4 separate regions of the Homo sapiens genome follow, and all the other regions are linked to region 4. A link is a contact called in ENCODE Hi-C or POLR2A ChIA-PET data. All regions are on one chromosome and are shown on one strand. Each heading gives the region's core, a stretch centred on a gene start or an enhancer-like site at or near the end of the contact. The rest is flanking DNA. Distances are from core to core; before and after follow the strand shown.

What was found. A loop is a pair of places that touch in the nucleus more often than their neighbours do. ChIA-PET counts read pairs that join two places held with the same protein, here RNA polymerase II (POLR2A). Pooled maps may share reads with other maps.
Region 1: a loop to region 4 is called in a pooled map, with 10 times the contacts of the local background. The contact joins the promoter of C3orf33 here to the promoter of GFM1 in region 4. A Hi-C loop is called at or near these places in 4 of 50 pooled maps.
Region 2: a pooled map shows a loop between it and region 4 (11-fold over the local background). The contact joins the enhancer-like site here to the promoter of GFM1 in region 4. A Hi-C loop is called at or near these places in 6 of 50 pooled maps. POLR2A ChIA-PET finds 5 or more read pairs at or near these places in 2 of 52 experiments (B cell and activated T-cell).
Region 3: a map of CD8-positive, alpha-beta T cell shows a loop between it and region 4 (10-fold over the local background). The contact joins the promoter of GMPS here to the promoter of GFM1 in region 4. A Hi-C loop is called at or near these places in 3 of 168 maps with a recorded cell type or tissue (CD4-positive, alpha-beta memory T cell, CD8-positive, alpha-beta T cell and naive thymus-derived CD4-positive, alpha-beta T cell) and 7 of 50 pooled maps.

Annotation. Positions count from the first base shown.
Region 1 is chr3:155,804,457-155,808,018 of GRCh38, reverse strand. C3orf33 (chromosome 3 open reading frame 33) reads left to right here and starts at 1,741. Exons shown (of 5, transcript NM_001308229.2): 1 at 1,741-1,880. The coding sequence starts at 1,767. RefSeq lists a silencer at 1,457-1,806.
Region 2 is chr3:156,482,318-156,485,954 of GRCh38, reverse strand. All of the region lies in intron 8 of KCNAB1 (potassium voltage-gated channel subfamily A regulatory beta subunit 1), which reads right to left. Among named protein-coding and RNA genes, the nearest start is that of KCNAB1-AS1, 37 kb to the right of the region's middle. RefSeq lists enhancers at 2,081-2,170, 2,201-2,460, 1,694-2,893. Within about 2 kb of position 1,519, at least 16 of the 41 ENCODE cell types and tissues checked have a DNase peak (open chromatin) inside an H3K27ac peak, as active enhancers do; they include B cell, where a contact is called at or near this core.
Region 3 is chr3:155,869,041-155,872,496 of GRCh38, reverse strand. It overlaps GMPS (guanine monophosphate synthase), which reads right to left and starts at 1,847. Exons shown (of 16, transcript NM_003875.3): 1 at 1,600-1,847. The coding sequence starts at 1,626. RefSeq lists enhancers at 1,054-1,813, 2,353-2,402 and a silencer at 993-2,212.
Region 4 is chr3:158,642,457-158,646,087 of GRCh38, reverse strand. GFM1 (G elongation factor mitochondrial 1) reads right to left here and starts at 1,561. Exons shown (of 18, transcript NM_024996.7): 1 at 1,373-1,561; 2 at 307-459. The coding sequence starts at 1,453.

The sequences.
Region 1 (3,562 bases), core at 492-2,991, 2.8 Mb after region 4:
TAATCATTCTGTGCATACTTGCTCTGTAAAACTGGGATTAATAATAGTGCCTACCTCATGAGTTGCTGGGAGGATGAAGGGAGTTAATGTCTGAGAAGCACCTAGAACAATACCTGGCGCATAGCAAGCAAGACCCAAGTGTCAACGATTCTTATTTACTTACTTTCTTGTCTTTTCTTTTTATTGAGACAAGAGTCTTGCTCTGTGGCCCAGGCTGGAGTGCAGTGGTGCGATCTTGGTTCACTGCAACCTCTGCCTCCTGGGTTCAAGCGATTCTTCTGCCTCAGTCTCCTGAGTAGCTGGGACTACAGGCGCATGCCACCACGACTGGCTAATTTTTTGTATTTTTAGTAGAGATGGGGTTTCACTGTGTTAGCCAGGATGGTCTCGATCTCCTGATCTCATGATTCAACCTCCTCAGCCTCCCAAAGTGCTGGGATTACAGGCGTAAGCCACCACGCCCGGCTGTTATTTACTTTCTATTGGCTATAACACAGAGACAATACACTCCTTGAAGCCACCACTCATAATATGTATTGTTAGGAATACAACATAGTCTGTTTTGACTTTTAAAGGTAATATTTGCATAAAGTAAAAAAAAAAAAAAAACTCCAGTAGTATAATTGCACTCTCCAATATAATAGCCACTAGCCATATGTGACTAAATTAATTAAAATTAATAAAGTTAAAAATTCAGTTCCTTGATTTCAGTAGCCACATTTCATGCAGGCAATACCCACATGAAGCTACAGGACATTTCTATCACTGAAAAATGTTTATTAGAGGTGGCAGATTGTGAAACCTCTTGCCCTTTCCTACCTTCCGTTTCCCGGGGTAGTCACTGTTACTAGTTTCTTGTATAGTATTTAGTATTTATTTATTTTTTTAGATGGAGTCTTGCTCTGTTACCCAGGCTGGAGTGTAGTGGCACGATCTTGGCTCACTGCAACCTCCGCTTCCCAGGTTCAAGCGATTCTCCTGCCTCAGCCTCTTGAGTAGCTGGGATTATAGGCGCATACCACCAGGTTCAGCTAATTTTTGTATTTTCAGTAGAGACGGAATTTCGCCATGTGGGCCAGGCTGGTCTCGAACCCCTGACCTCAAGTAATCCGCCCGCCTCGGCCTCCCAAAGTGTTGGTATTACAGGCAGGAGCCACCACACCCGGCCTCAATATATATTTTTATTACATAAATGTTACCATATTATTTGCACTGCTCTGTATCTAATTTTTGTTTTATTTAAAATGTATTAACTACTGTTTTCTAACAGCTCAAAGATTTAGAGCATGTGATATTAGGCTTTCAGAGCAGCTCTTAAAACTTTAAAGCACAATTTGAATATAAGAAATATGCATAGGTTTCAAGGACAGGTCGTATTTGGTTAAAAAATATGCATATGCTGTTCCTTGGGAGCAGGTGGAAGGAATGAATTACTTCAATTTCCTTCCTTGTGTGGCACCTGCGAAAACCACGTTGCAGCTGAGTGAATTGAAGTCACCAGCTGACAATCATCCTACTAGCTTGATAGGGAATGCTTCAGCCCCCACAGTGCTGCTCAGAGATCTCCTGCATCGTGGAATCACCCTGCATAAAAGCGGTTGGGGCACTGTTAAGACGTCTGATATCTGGGGCCCGCCCACTGGCGACTGCAGGTCGCGGGGCCACCCCGGTCCGCGGGGAAGGGGACCCCGCCGCCTTCCCGAGGTGAGCGGCGCCCCCTGCCGCCAGCCGGAGGAGCTCAGGGCCGCTCGCAGGAGGCCGGGAACATGGCGGGGCAGCCCGCGGCCACCGGCTCGCCGTCTGCCGACAAGGACGGAATGGAGCCCAACGTCGTGGCTCGGATCTCGCAGTGGGCAGACGACCACCTGCGCCTAGTCCGGGTACTGGGGCCACGCAGTCTGGGCGGGTGGTGGGCGCGGGGCGGCACAGAGCGACCCTGAGAACAACGTGAGGCCTCAGGCGTGGATCCCGCCGGGGCCGGGGAGCGACAGAAAACTGCGGGGGAATGAGCTCGAGAGGGCGACATCGCGAGTGTCGTGTGTGCGGGGCTGCAGAGGGCCGGGGGCGGGCCAGGGGGCCAGTTCGGCCTCATTATTACAAGGACTGTTCTGGATCCTTGCTGGGCTGTAGGGGGCACCTCAAAGGGTGAGACGCAGCCCAGCTCGGGGATGCCACCTGGTCCATTAGAGCATTTGGGGAGGGCCCAGAGAGGAGACCGAGGAAGAGCAGGGAAGTCCTGTACGCCTTGGGAGAGAGCATTTCTAATTTTTATTTATTTTTAATTTTATTTTTTAGGGACACGGTATTCCTCTCTGGCCCAAGCTGGAGTGCAGTGGCACGATCATAGCTCACTGCTGCTGCTCCACCCACTTCGGCCGAAAAGATCCTCCCACTTCAGCCTCCCGAGTAGCTGGAACCACAGGTTGCGTGCGCTACCCCATCGACTACTTTCTTTTAGAGTTAGAGACTGGGAGTCTTGCTATGTTGTCCAGGCTGTCCTCCAACTCCTGGCCTCAAGTGATCTCCCACCTCAGCCTCCCGAATAGATTTCTTTTTTTTGAGACAGGGTCTCCCTCTGTCACGCCTGGAGTGCAGTGGCACCATTATGTCTCGTTGCAGTCTCCACTTCCTGGGCTTAAGCAATCCTCCCACCTCAGGCTCCCGAGTAGCTAGGGCTACAGGCACTTGTCACCACACCAGGCTAATTTGTTTTTTGTTTGTAGAGGCAAGGTCTTCCTGTGTTGCCCAGGCTGGCCTTGAACTCCTGGTCTCAAGAGATCTGCCCGCCTCGGCCTCCCAAAGCACTGGGATTGTAGGCATCAGCCACTGGTGCCCTGCCTTTTTTTTTTTTTTTTTTTTTAAGTGAAGCACTAAGCCTCTGGAGTTGAAGCAAGAGAGGGACATGTTAGGCCACCAGGCAAGAGAGGGTTGTGGCTAAGACACAGAATTGTGGTGATATGAATTGTTTGGGTGTGAGGTACAAAGAAAGAGGTCCAAGGAGGCTGGTAATAGTTGCTGATAAGGAGAAGGAGTTGGAATAAATGATTTATTGGGGAAAATCTAGAGAACTTTTTGGACACGTACATGGAGATGTGCAAATTTGGAGATCATTATTAGACTTCTAAGCAGAATTGTAGATGCTGTCCTTGGCAACTGGATATGGGGTCCGGTGTTGAAGGGAGATCAGAACCTGACATAGAACATTGGGAATGACCTGCATAAACCTTAAGTAGCATTTAAAGCCGTGGGCTTGAATAACATCTCAGAGCAAGTGAGAAAAGCTACTGAAGAAGCCCTAGAATTTGGGGGATTATAACATTGAGAATCTGGGGAGTAAAGAGGAGGTCAGCAAAGACTAAGAAGAAGCAGACAGTGAGGTAGTAAAAAAGTCAAGACAGCCAGGTGTTCTAGAAGCCAAGTGAAGAAAATGTTTTCAGAAGGAATCATTAACTTTAAAAAATAATACTGGAAAGTTGAGTAAGATAACTTTGCAAATGCTCTACAGCCAAGCAGCACAAAGTCCAAAGCCATGCCTGTTTTCACTCATCATTGTAGCCCCAGT
Region 2 (3,637 bases), core at 270-2,769, 2.2 Mb after region 4:
ACTATGGAATAGTATGCAGACAGAAAAAAGAATGAAATCATGTCCTTTGCAGCAACATGGGCGGAGCTGGAGGCTATTATTCTAAGTGAAATAGAATCAGAAAATCAAATACGTCATGTTCTCACTTGTAAGGGGGAACTAAACAAGGGCTACACAAGGACATGAAGATGGAAATACTAGACAATGGGGACTCCAAAAGAGGGGAGGGTGGCAGGGTGGTGAGTCTTAAGAAACTCCCTATTGGGTACAATGTTCACTATTTGGGTGATCAGTTCACTAGAAGCCCAAAGCTCAGCATTATGTAATATACCCATGTAACAAACCTGCACATGTACCCCCGAATCTAAAATAGAATAAAATAAAAAAATTTAACAGTCATGACAATTAAATGTACTGCAGGATTCATGCCCCCCCCAAAAAAGCAAAACAAATAAATCCTATAAAGGACATTTTAGAAAATTTGAATATGGCTTGAATATTCTTGAGTATGATGATTGTGTTATGGTCATATAGAAGAATGCCTTATTCTCAGGAGATACTGGAGAAAATATTTATGAATGAAATGTCACAATGGCAAAGAACAAGAGAGGGAAAAACAAAGGCAAAATGTGGCACAATTTGGTAAATGTAGGTGAAGAGTATTGGGTGTTTATTCTTTCACCATTTCTATAAGTTTTTAATTTCTCAAAATAAAAAGTTGGGGGAAGAAAGAGCTATGGAACAAGCTCTTGCACACTTCATTTGAAAGTACAAATGGAGAACTGGCATCTCACTCTAAAATGTCATTTCAATTGTTTCTTGGTGTCTGGCTGAAACTTTGATTATTACATCTTCCAAGGTTTATATATTCCTAAAAGTGTAAACATATGTAACAACAACAACCTCAAAATATTTGTGCAGGACAATTACAATTTATAACATGTTTCCACTTATCTCATTTTGTCTTCACAACAATCTTGGAAATAGCTAGAATATTTTTATTCTTCCCATTTTACAAATGAAAAACTGAGAAGCTGAAGGTCTGAGCAACTCAGCCAAGTTTATATACCTAAGACTAACGCCCTCACCTTCTGATTGCAGACCTCATATTTTTTTAGGACACATATTAAATATTCAGGAGGGGGGTTAACAAAACCACTTACTCTCATTATTAATACTTCCTTTTGTACAGAAAGTAAGAGAGAGACTCGAGGGTATTTGTTTATCCCCGGCTGTCTGAGAATTTTCGATTACCCTGACACAGGTGGCTCTGCTCACTGCATTCAATCAGCATGCCAGTAAACCCTCAGAGTGTGTTGCTGCTAAGTCATGTTAGTCTCCAAGTCCTCTGCATGTCACTGCAGATCTGCTGCAGCAGATCGAGGAACTTACAGAAATGAATTCTCCTGAGATCCAGTCAACATCCCCTCAGAATATGGAGTTAAATTTTGTCACAACTCCAAATATCTCTCAGAGAAATGACAACTCACAGAAGGAAGTGCACATGAGTCATAAACCCACAGCCCCAGAATACTAAGCAGCTCTGTTTTTCACCTGACAGCTGGGGTGAGCAGAAGCACTCTCTGTTCTCCCTCTCTCTCTCTCTTTTTTCTTAACTAAAAACAACTTAAGGGAAAAAGAAGAAGAAGAAAAAAGCATCCTTTTGGAGCTTGGTGAAGTCCACAGACTTGTTGTGAGAAGGTACAATAGTCTCCCAAACATTTGGCCCACCTTGTTTTTCCTTTTTTAACTTACTGAATGATACAGATTGAATCTCTTCTGCCTTCGCTGTTGAGTAAAGATGTCATGAAAGAAAAAAAAGGTGGGGGAGGGAGGAGAGAAAATAGAGGAAGTAAACTGCATAGCATATAAGCATATCCTTCTTTAGAATCTTCCCTTCAAACCAGGACTTTATGGAATAAGGTTGGGAATCACTGATTTCCAAAGAAAGCGGAAAATACAACACCAGATGAGTACAATTGTTTTTCTGGAGTATAGTTTTCTTTAAAGCCAGCTCTTCACATATTTTCTGCAGCCTTGGCAATTGTTAACTTCTCAGTAGTTCTAGTAAAGGTAATTTCTCTAAAGCTCTTGTTCTTTCTATGGAACCCAGTTGGAAAAGATCATTTGTTAACCAGGGGCTCTGTTCTTATAGATGCATATCAGAATGATCCACAGTCAGAACTTTGTGGGCCTCTTGTTAATGCTGGAAATTTTTCAACAGGCCTGGAAGATTTGCCGGACCTGAGGCAACATGTCAACAACTGAGAGTGGTGAACTCTGTAATGTGCCTTTGCTGTATGACTTAAGATTATTCAGTTCTGCTCAAGAAAGAAAGTGAAACAAAGAAAGAGGATAAATGAAACTGGGTGGAGATGCAAGTAGCTTGTGAGACATAGGCAGAATTTATATGATGAGCATGGTAAAACTAAGTGGATTAGTAACCCCTGAGTCATAGTGGCCATCAACAAAGTAGAGAATGTGCATGCTGAACACAGATAGGAGGGAGGAATGGAAAGAGGTGATATTGACAACATATCCATATGCATACGACATCAAACATTTGAAATATACTAAATATAAATACATAAAATATGAGAACTTAAGTCTTCAGTCAGCCACCCATTGGTGACCCCCATTCTAGCCACAGAAATCCTCTGTGCAAGGAATGCAAATAGTCCTTAGCTGTTCATCAGGCCAAATGATGAGCTACAGGTCATGGCCAGGTGGGCTTGTCCCTGTGTCTTTCCAAGTATACTACTGACCCGGGCATCTTTTCCTTGCTGAGCCCCTTGCTGAAACCTCAGATTTGACCTATATAATCACACCACGGAGAAGGTCAATGTGGTAGATAGAGAGAACAGGTCACATGAGCACTGTGTGTCCCAAGATTTAAGTAGCTGGGTTCTTTCTCCTGCGTGAATTCTAGTGTAATTATTTTAACTGTCCCTATCTCTTCCCCTCTTTCTTCTCATAATGTGTTTTAATTGATTTGATAAACCATGTGACTCATGCATCTTAATTTGTTGTGTTAGCCTTCTTCTTTGAGACCTCTAGGATAACCTGGTAGTAGACCTGGAGACTACAATTGCATCAAGGTAATTTCCTGCATAAAAAAATTACAGCAGTACTATACAAACAGTAATAATAACAAAAATGGTAGCTCTAAATTTCGAGTAGTTACTAGGCAACATCCTAAGCATTTTGTGTATATTATCTCAAATAATCCTCACAATAACCCTATAGAGCAGATATTATTACCTACGTTCTACAGATAAGAAAACCAGGGACAAGAGAAGTTCAATAACTTGCCTAAGATCAATTGGCTCGTAACAGAAAGAGGATTTGAATTGAGGTCTGACTCTTAATGCCATACCTTTGCTATTTTGGAGGAGTCCAAGCTATTTTCCAAACCCCCTCCCCACTGCCCACCATTTCCTCCTATTAGGTCATCCTAACTAAAATCTACCCCCATAACTTCCTAGCCCCCTCCCATGATTAGTTTGTTTCTCCATTCTATTATCACCATCTAATGTAACTTTCTTACTAACTTTTTGTCTGTCTCCCCAACAAGAATGTGATTTTTCTAAGGATAGGATTTTTGTTTATTAACTTCTGCTTCTCCAAGTGCCCAAAACAGTGCTTAAATAGTAAGTAT
Region 3 (3,456 bases), core at 598-3,097, 2.8 Mb after region 4:
CACCAGTTATTTCATCTATCAGCATAAAGATGAATCTTTCCAATGAGTTGTAAGACTCAAAACTAGGCAGAAAAATGCTTTGCAAGTCGACTAGTAATCGGGAAAGAGCTGGACAATGGGGTTTACATTTGCTCCTTAGGTCAGAAACTAAAGGTTTGTGTGTCTTAACAGCTCCCTGGACCTAAGCACCACTGGTGCCTTGGTTTAAAAGAGTTAAAATCAGCTACCTTATAATCTTTTACTCATTGTTCGACAAATACTTTTTGAATGATTACCGGGTGCTAAGCAACCATTCAAGAGGACCTCCTAAGATGTGACCCTTGAGCAGCACCTTTTAAAAAGAATGTTAAAATTCTGCCTGAACAAGGCACTACTATCTGACGTAGAGCACCAAATCCACCTCGAAGTATACAATCCCACCCCCCGAATGAAATTTAATTAAGTTTTTTCCTAAAGCTAGGCCCTCAACAGCGTACAGAGGAGGTGTATCTTAATGAAGTAAATCGCAATTCAAAACTGCACGGTTTCCCGCTGGCAAAACTGACTTAGTGAAGGTCAGAAAGAACTCCAGGCCAATGAAAATTTTAATACAGAGGTGAAAGCGAAGGTGCCCAATTCAAAAGCGGGACGAAAGTAAGAGGAACGGTCTAAGAAAAGTGAGTTGGAGGAGAGATGAGCAGCAGCGGTCAAACGTGCTCTCCCCGCCGGGTACGTCAAGGCGGCAACTTTTCCAGCACTCCGGAACTCCGGACTGCCCAGGCCTCGGGCGAGCTGGCACGGCTCGCGTCCCGGGGAGGGACCCCAAAGGCGGGGAAGCGGGTTACCCCGCAAACCAGCAAGCTCGACAGGGAGCAAGCTGGACGGGGGCGGGACCTGGACACACACCCTTTCCTCTCTGAGAAGGAAGCGGGGAGGGAGAACGGAGTGCGCGACCCTGGGGCCACCAGCCCTCACGCGGGCCTGCAGGGGCGTTGGGGGAGGGGGAAGACAGTGCAGCTCCGAGGGGTTCGTCCAGAACCGGCCTAACCGCCGCGGAGCCCAAGGCTGGCGGGGGGAATGGAGCGGGCCTCGCCGAGGGCAGGCGGGAAACGGGGTGGCGGGAAGACCAGAGGCCGGCCCAGCTCCAACGCCGCACAGGAGGCCCCGACCCTGCCCTGCCTTCGGCGGGCCCCGGGATCGCCACAACGGGCCCCCAGCCTCCCAGAGGGACGGGGTGGGAGCCGAGGAAGCCCCCACCCCGACACGCAGACACACAAGCCCGCTCGCCGCCCTACCCCCACCCTCGCGCCGCGCTCGCGGGCTCTGCGCCCCACAGCGGCGCGGGGGAGGCGGGGGCCAGCGACGCGGCCGCGGGGAGCTGATGCCCTCCCCGACGCCCGGACCTCGACACGCAGACAAGATCAACAAAGCATCGCCGCTCCCGAGATAAAACATGCCACAGGCCCCGACCAGGGACTCTACGACGCGTGGCTGCCCGGGGCGCAGGGCTGCGCGGACGGGCTGGGGGAAGGGGGTGGGGAAGGGCCTCGCGGGGTGGCTCCCCGGTCCGGGAGCCTCGCCTCCGCCGGGATGCGGTGCTGCAGGGACCCCCACGCTGACCTTGGAGTCTCCGTTGCACAGAGCCATCGGGGCCAGGGCCGGAGCCGCGGCGGTGACGGCGACAGTACGAGACGGGGCGGGAGGGTGCCGGAAGGGTCGGCGCCGCGGGCTGAGGTTGAGAAGGAGGCCTGGTCGAGGAGCAGCCGGCAGCGGAGAGGAGCCAGCCGCCAGAAAAGCGCCGAATGGAGCAACAGCAGCGGAGCGCGGGCCCCAGCGCCGCGGGAGAGAAGACCAGCAGCGCGCACGCTGCCCCCGCCTCCTGCTTCCGCCCCGGCCGGCCACTGGGAGGAGCCAGAGCCCGTTCGGCTTGGCAGCCGAGCCTCAGATACCCTCCGCAGCCGCCGCCAAACCGGCCGGCCCTCGAGAGGAGGGGCTCGCGGCGCCCGGCCCCGCCCCCAGCCCGGTCCCCGCCGGCAAAGCCGGCCGGGTCTCCCGCGGCCCGCCCTTGGGAGGAGGAGCCCGCGGCATCCACCGGCTCCGCCCCTCCTGCCCTCGCACCGAGGAGCCCGCCCCGGAGGAGGGGCCTGTGGCGCCGGCCAGGAGAAAAACCGAAGCCGAATCCGAGCTAGTTTGCTGCTGCCGGATTTGCCTGCTACCTTGGATGACTTCGGGAGGCTGGCGGCACCGAAGAGGCCTCCTGAGAGCTGGGCCCCTGGCGGAACTCTTAGCCGGTGGCGTGGCCTTATCTCAGGTTGCTGGACATGAAGGAGGCCAAGGCTGCTTTGGAAAGTTCCGTGGCCATATCTCAAGGATGTCATTGTAGGAACTGATCACTTAGATACTTCAAAAGTTATACAGCTCCCCACAAATACAGCAGGTGCAGTATTTCCAAAGAAAAGGGAGTTTGGGAGTGGTAATCTGGTGAGCAGCTGGCCCAGGGAACTGGTCGTGAAGCTCTGTTTGCACAACAGTGTTTTTATTGGAATTGTTTGTGGGGAAGGGGCTGCAGTCCCTCCACCTACCCCTTGGCAACCATCATGATGATGAGGTGTTACTTTGAATTTGGTTACCTAGAGGCCTAAATCGAGATTGGGGTATAAAGAATAATACTTGAGATGGCTTCCAGCTAACAAAGCCTTTCCACAAATATTTTTATTATAATACAGCCAACATTTTGCTGCAGTCATTCTTGTGTCAGACTGTAGCTAGGGTATTAAGGAGCCAGAGTGAGAAAATACTTTAAAAGCTAACTTTAACCAATCCCGTGAAAGTAGTAAGGTAGGATTGATGTTCTTATCCTTTTTACAAATGAGGAAATTGAGGCTTAGTGAGATAATGTGCCTCTCAGTATATATAGAATGTAAGGCCTGCCCAATCTGGGAAAGTGTAGACAGTTTATTAGTGAAATATTTACAAAAACGAAAGGCTTAAGGTCCTAGTGGGCCTGAGACTTAAGTATTTCGCTTACCTTTTTTTGAACGGAAAATTGAATATTTGAACTCTCCAAAGCCATGGATACTGGCTTCTCTGGGTAGGTCTGTATGCACAATCTAAAGAAGAGTGCAGTAACCAATAGGAGAACCTCAACTTACATAAACATCCACCCCTAATGGAGTGGAATGTGATGTGATATACTGGCATTAAGGATTGGCTAAGTCCCATCTATCTTAAACAATGCTTAGTTTAAATATATTCTAGGCTGGGCGTGGTGGCTCACACCTGTAATCCCAGCACTTTGGGAGGCCTAGGCGGGTGGATTACCTGAGGTCAGAGTTCCAGAACAGGCTGGCCAACATCATGAAACCTGTCTCTACTAAAAATACAAAAATTAGCCAGGCGTGGTGGCATGCGCCTATAATCCCAGCTACTCGGGAGGCTGAGGCAGGAGAATCGCTTGAACCCGGGAGGTGGAGGTTG
Region 4 (3,631 bases), core at 312-2,811:
ACAGTTGCCAGGTGCAGTGGCTCATGCCTATAATCCCAGCACTGTGGGAGACTGAGGCAGGATGATAATTTGAGCCCAAGAGTTTGAGACCAGCCTGAGCAACAAAGTGAGACCTCTTCTATAAAAAATAAAAATAAAACCAGAACACAGATACTTAACTTAAGCAACTTTCAGATAAGCCTAACTGTCAAAAGTCCGCTGTTACCATTGTTTTAATCTTTCAGGTTTATAAGCTTTATTAAATAATAGCAACAAAACAATTAAAATCTGGTTCTAATTAATCCGGAATCAACCGTGAATATATACCTCATGCATCTTTGCAATTCTGCCAGTGTAGTAAAGGACTCGTTCTGTTAATGTAGTTTTCCCAGAATCAATGTGAGCTGAGATTCCAATATTTCGTATTTTTTCATTAGGAATCACCCCTGATGAAGACCATCGGCAGGCCTTCCAATTAACCTGAAAAAAATACGAGAGCTCAATTCTATGCACCTTTTATAAGAGAGAACAACAGACAATTAAAAGGAGTATGGTGGACATTATTCCTCCAAGAAATCTCACTGGATATGAGATAGCTTGAGAAAGGCACCAGGGGAAACCTTTAAGCCTGGAACTCTTGTAATCAGAGGACAGACTTCAAAACAAGACAGTAAAGACGTATTCTTTTAAAATTAATTAATGAATAAGTTAAATTTAATTAAAATGGGAGACACTTTTTACTGCAGATTTGAAAATACACACTGGGGCAGATAAAATCACAAAGACAGCTCCAAAAAATACTTTAATAGAAAATACAAATTTTAGCTTAAATTTAACTTAATTTTTTTCCCTTTCTCCTTTATTGTAGTTCACAGATGACAAATATGTTTGAGAACTTATATGCTCTATGCAGTGATGCTAGTAGCTCCAAGACAGCCCCCAAAGATTTCCAATTCCCTCCAAACAAAAACAATTCATGAAGCTTGTTTTAACTTTACTCTGGTGGCAGGGGATGGGGATCCCTATTAGATGGAATGAAGATACAATATAAACCTTTCCCTATAGGACTGCACATCCAAAATGCACAATTATTCACGGGAAAAGAGAGGCAAAAAAAAAAAAAAAAAACCTTAGAAAAGGTGGATAAAATATCAAAGTATCTGAGTGACAGACACTTTTAGTTGATTAAACCCTAGGGATACCAGAGAGCGAAACAAACGAGCTAACGAGCTAATGTGCAGGCACCGAGGTGCTTTTCAGCACTGACGAGCGACTGCCAGTATTCGGAGCTGTCAGTCATGAGGACCCAGGGGGTGTCACGGCCTTCCATTGCCCAGAAGGGATCACAAGGTTCCGGGAATGGTCCCGATTTAGCCTCTCTATGCTCCGGTACCTGCTTCCTCTGCCAGCCTAGGGAGGCGGGGGCCCTTCCGCGCCCCAGAGCCGCGACGGCTGCAGCTCCCAGGAGTCTCATGGCAAGCGCAGAGCACGCGTCAAAGTCCCGTGGCGCCGGGTGGGTTCAGCTGCCGGTAACGCACCGGGAAGCGGTCAAAGTCACGCCGGCAGCCAATGTTGTAAGAGCACTTCCGGGGCAAAGGACGCGAGGAAAAAGAGAGTGAGGAAAAGAAAGAAGAGCAACTGGATTGGAGGCGGAGCAGTGCCTACGCTGCTCGCGCGCCGTCTGCCGACTTGGAAGAGAAAGTGCAATCGCTTTGCGGAGCTAAAGAAGTGTTTGCTCCCAGTAAGACGGCATAGGTATATGGGTGAGGGAAGGGAGTCCTTTTGTCTTCGTCTTCTTTTTTAAATATTACCTCTGTATGAAGATACAGAATTTAAACATGGTTGTTAGGCCTATAAAGCAATGTGGAGAAATGTATATAACAATTTAAGTAGAAAAGAGCAAAATTGTCTATTACAAATATTAATAGGTATATATATGACATGGCCTGAAAAAGAACGTGGACAAATTATAGTGAATGAACTATCAATTACAATTACAAATACTTTTCCTCATGTCAAAATGTTATTTGTTATTGTTCGATGTCAGACATTTCATGTCCTGTCCATGTGGAAGACTGCATCCTTGACCATTCTGCTTGGATGTGTTAAGAGGCATGTTGAACCTAACAGGTCCAAAACTGAGCTTCGGATCTTCTTCCCCAAACCTTCCACAGTCTTATCCATCTCATAAATGTAAACTTTAGTGATTCTAGCCAAAAATATTAGTCGCTTTGACACCATGCTGTGACATCTCCGGTCTAATCAGTCAGCATATCCTGTAAGCTCTACTTTCAAAAAGACATCCAGGGCCGGACGCGGTGGCTCACACCTGTAGTCCCAGCACTTTGGAAGGCCGAGGCGGGCAGATCACGAGGTCATGAGATGGAGACCATCCTGGCTAACACAGTGAAACCCCGTCTCTACTAAAAATACAAAAAAAAATTAGCCGGGCGCGGTGGCGGGCGCCTGTAGTCCCAGCTACTCGGGAGGCTGAGGCAGGAGAATGGTGTGAACCCAGGAGGCGGAGCTTGCAGTGAGCCGAGATCACGCCACTGCACTCCACCCTGGGTGACAGAGCGAGTCTCAAAAAAAAAAAAAAAAAAAGAAAATCCAGAACTTACTTCTCCCCACCTCTCAGTACTGCCGTTTCTGGAGGGAACTATTGTAATAGCCTTGTAACCGATCTCACTGCTTCTATCCTTGCTGTTGTCAGTGGGCCGGTTCAGGTGCTTGACTTCACCACACAAAAGAATTTGAAAGCAAGTACAAAGTAAGAGTAGGCAAAAAAGTTTATTGTAAACCAAAAGTACACTCTGAGAGGCAGAGTGGGCTGCTCAGAAGAGAGACAGACAGCCTTTAGTATCTCTAGGGAATTCCCTTTATGGGTGAGGCAGGAGAACAGGGTCTAGAGACAGGGAACCGAAGGCCCTGCTGACTTCCTAGAGCTGAACCAAAAGGAAAACCCCACCTCTCCATGCCCAAGTAACAAAAGGATCGGAGGCTACTCCCAATGCACTGCATTGCAGATGAAAAAATGGAAAGTACCTCTGACTGGTCCCCTCTGGCAAATAATCAGACTGGTAGCAGGCCAAGTCCTCATGTGTAACTTTGTAACTTCACTTCAGCCTCTGATTGGTCACCTCCTGCAACCAAGCAGGCTGGTTATGGGCCACTCCTTCATTTACATAGGGTGTAACCAATGGGAACGCTCTAGAGGGTATTTAAATCCCAGAAAATTCTGTAACAGGTGCTCTTGAGCTGTGGAGTGTACTTTTGTTTCAACACATCTGTGCCTTCATTGCTCCATTCTTTCATTGCTTTGCTTATGTGTTTTGTCCAATTCTTTGTTCAAACGCCAAGAACCTGTATGACTCATAGTCAAGACCCTTCACTGGTAACATGGGAGCTGTACATATATATTCATAAAATACTGGTAAGGTCAAGTATGCAAAGGTGGACCTGTGGTTGGCACAGGTACTTGGCATCTACATGTTCTAACACAGGAGTCCCCAACCTCTGGGCCAGAGACCAGTATCAGTCCATGGCCTGTTAGGAACCAGGCCACACAGTAGGAGGTAAGCAGTGGGCGAGCGAGTGAAGTTTCATCTGTATTTACACCCTCTCCTTATCACTTGTATTACCACCTGAGCTC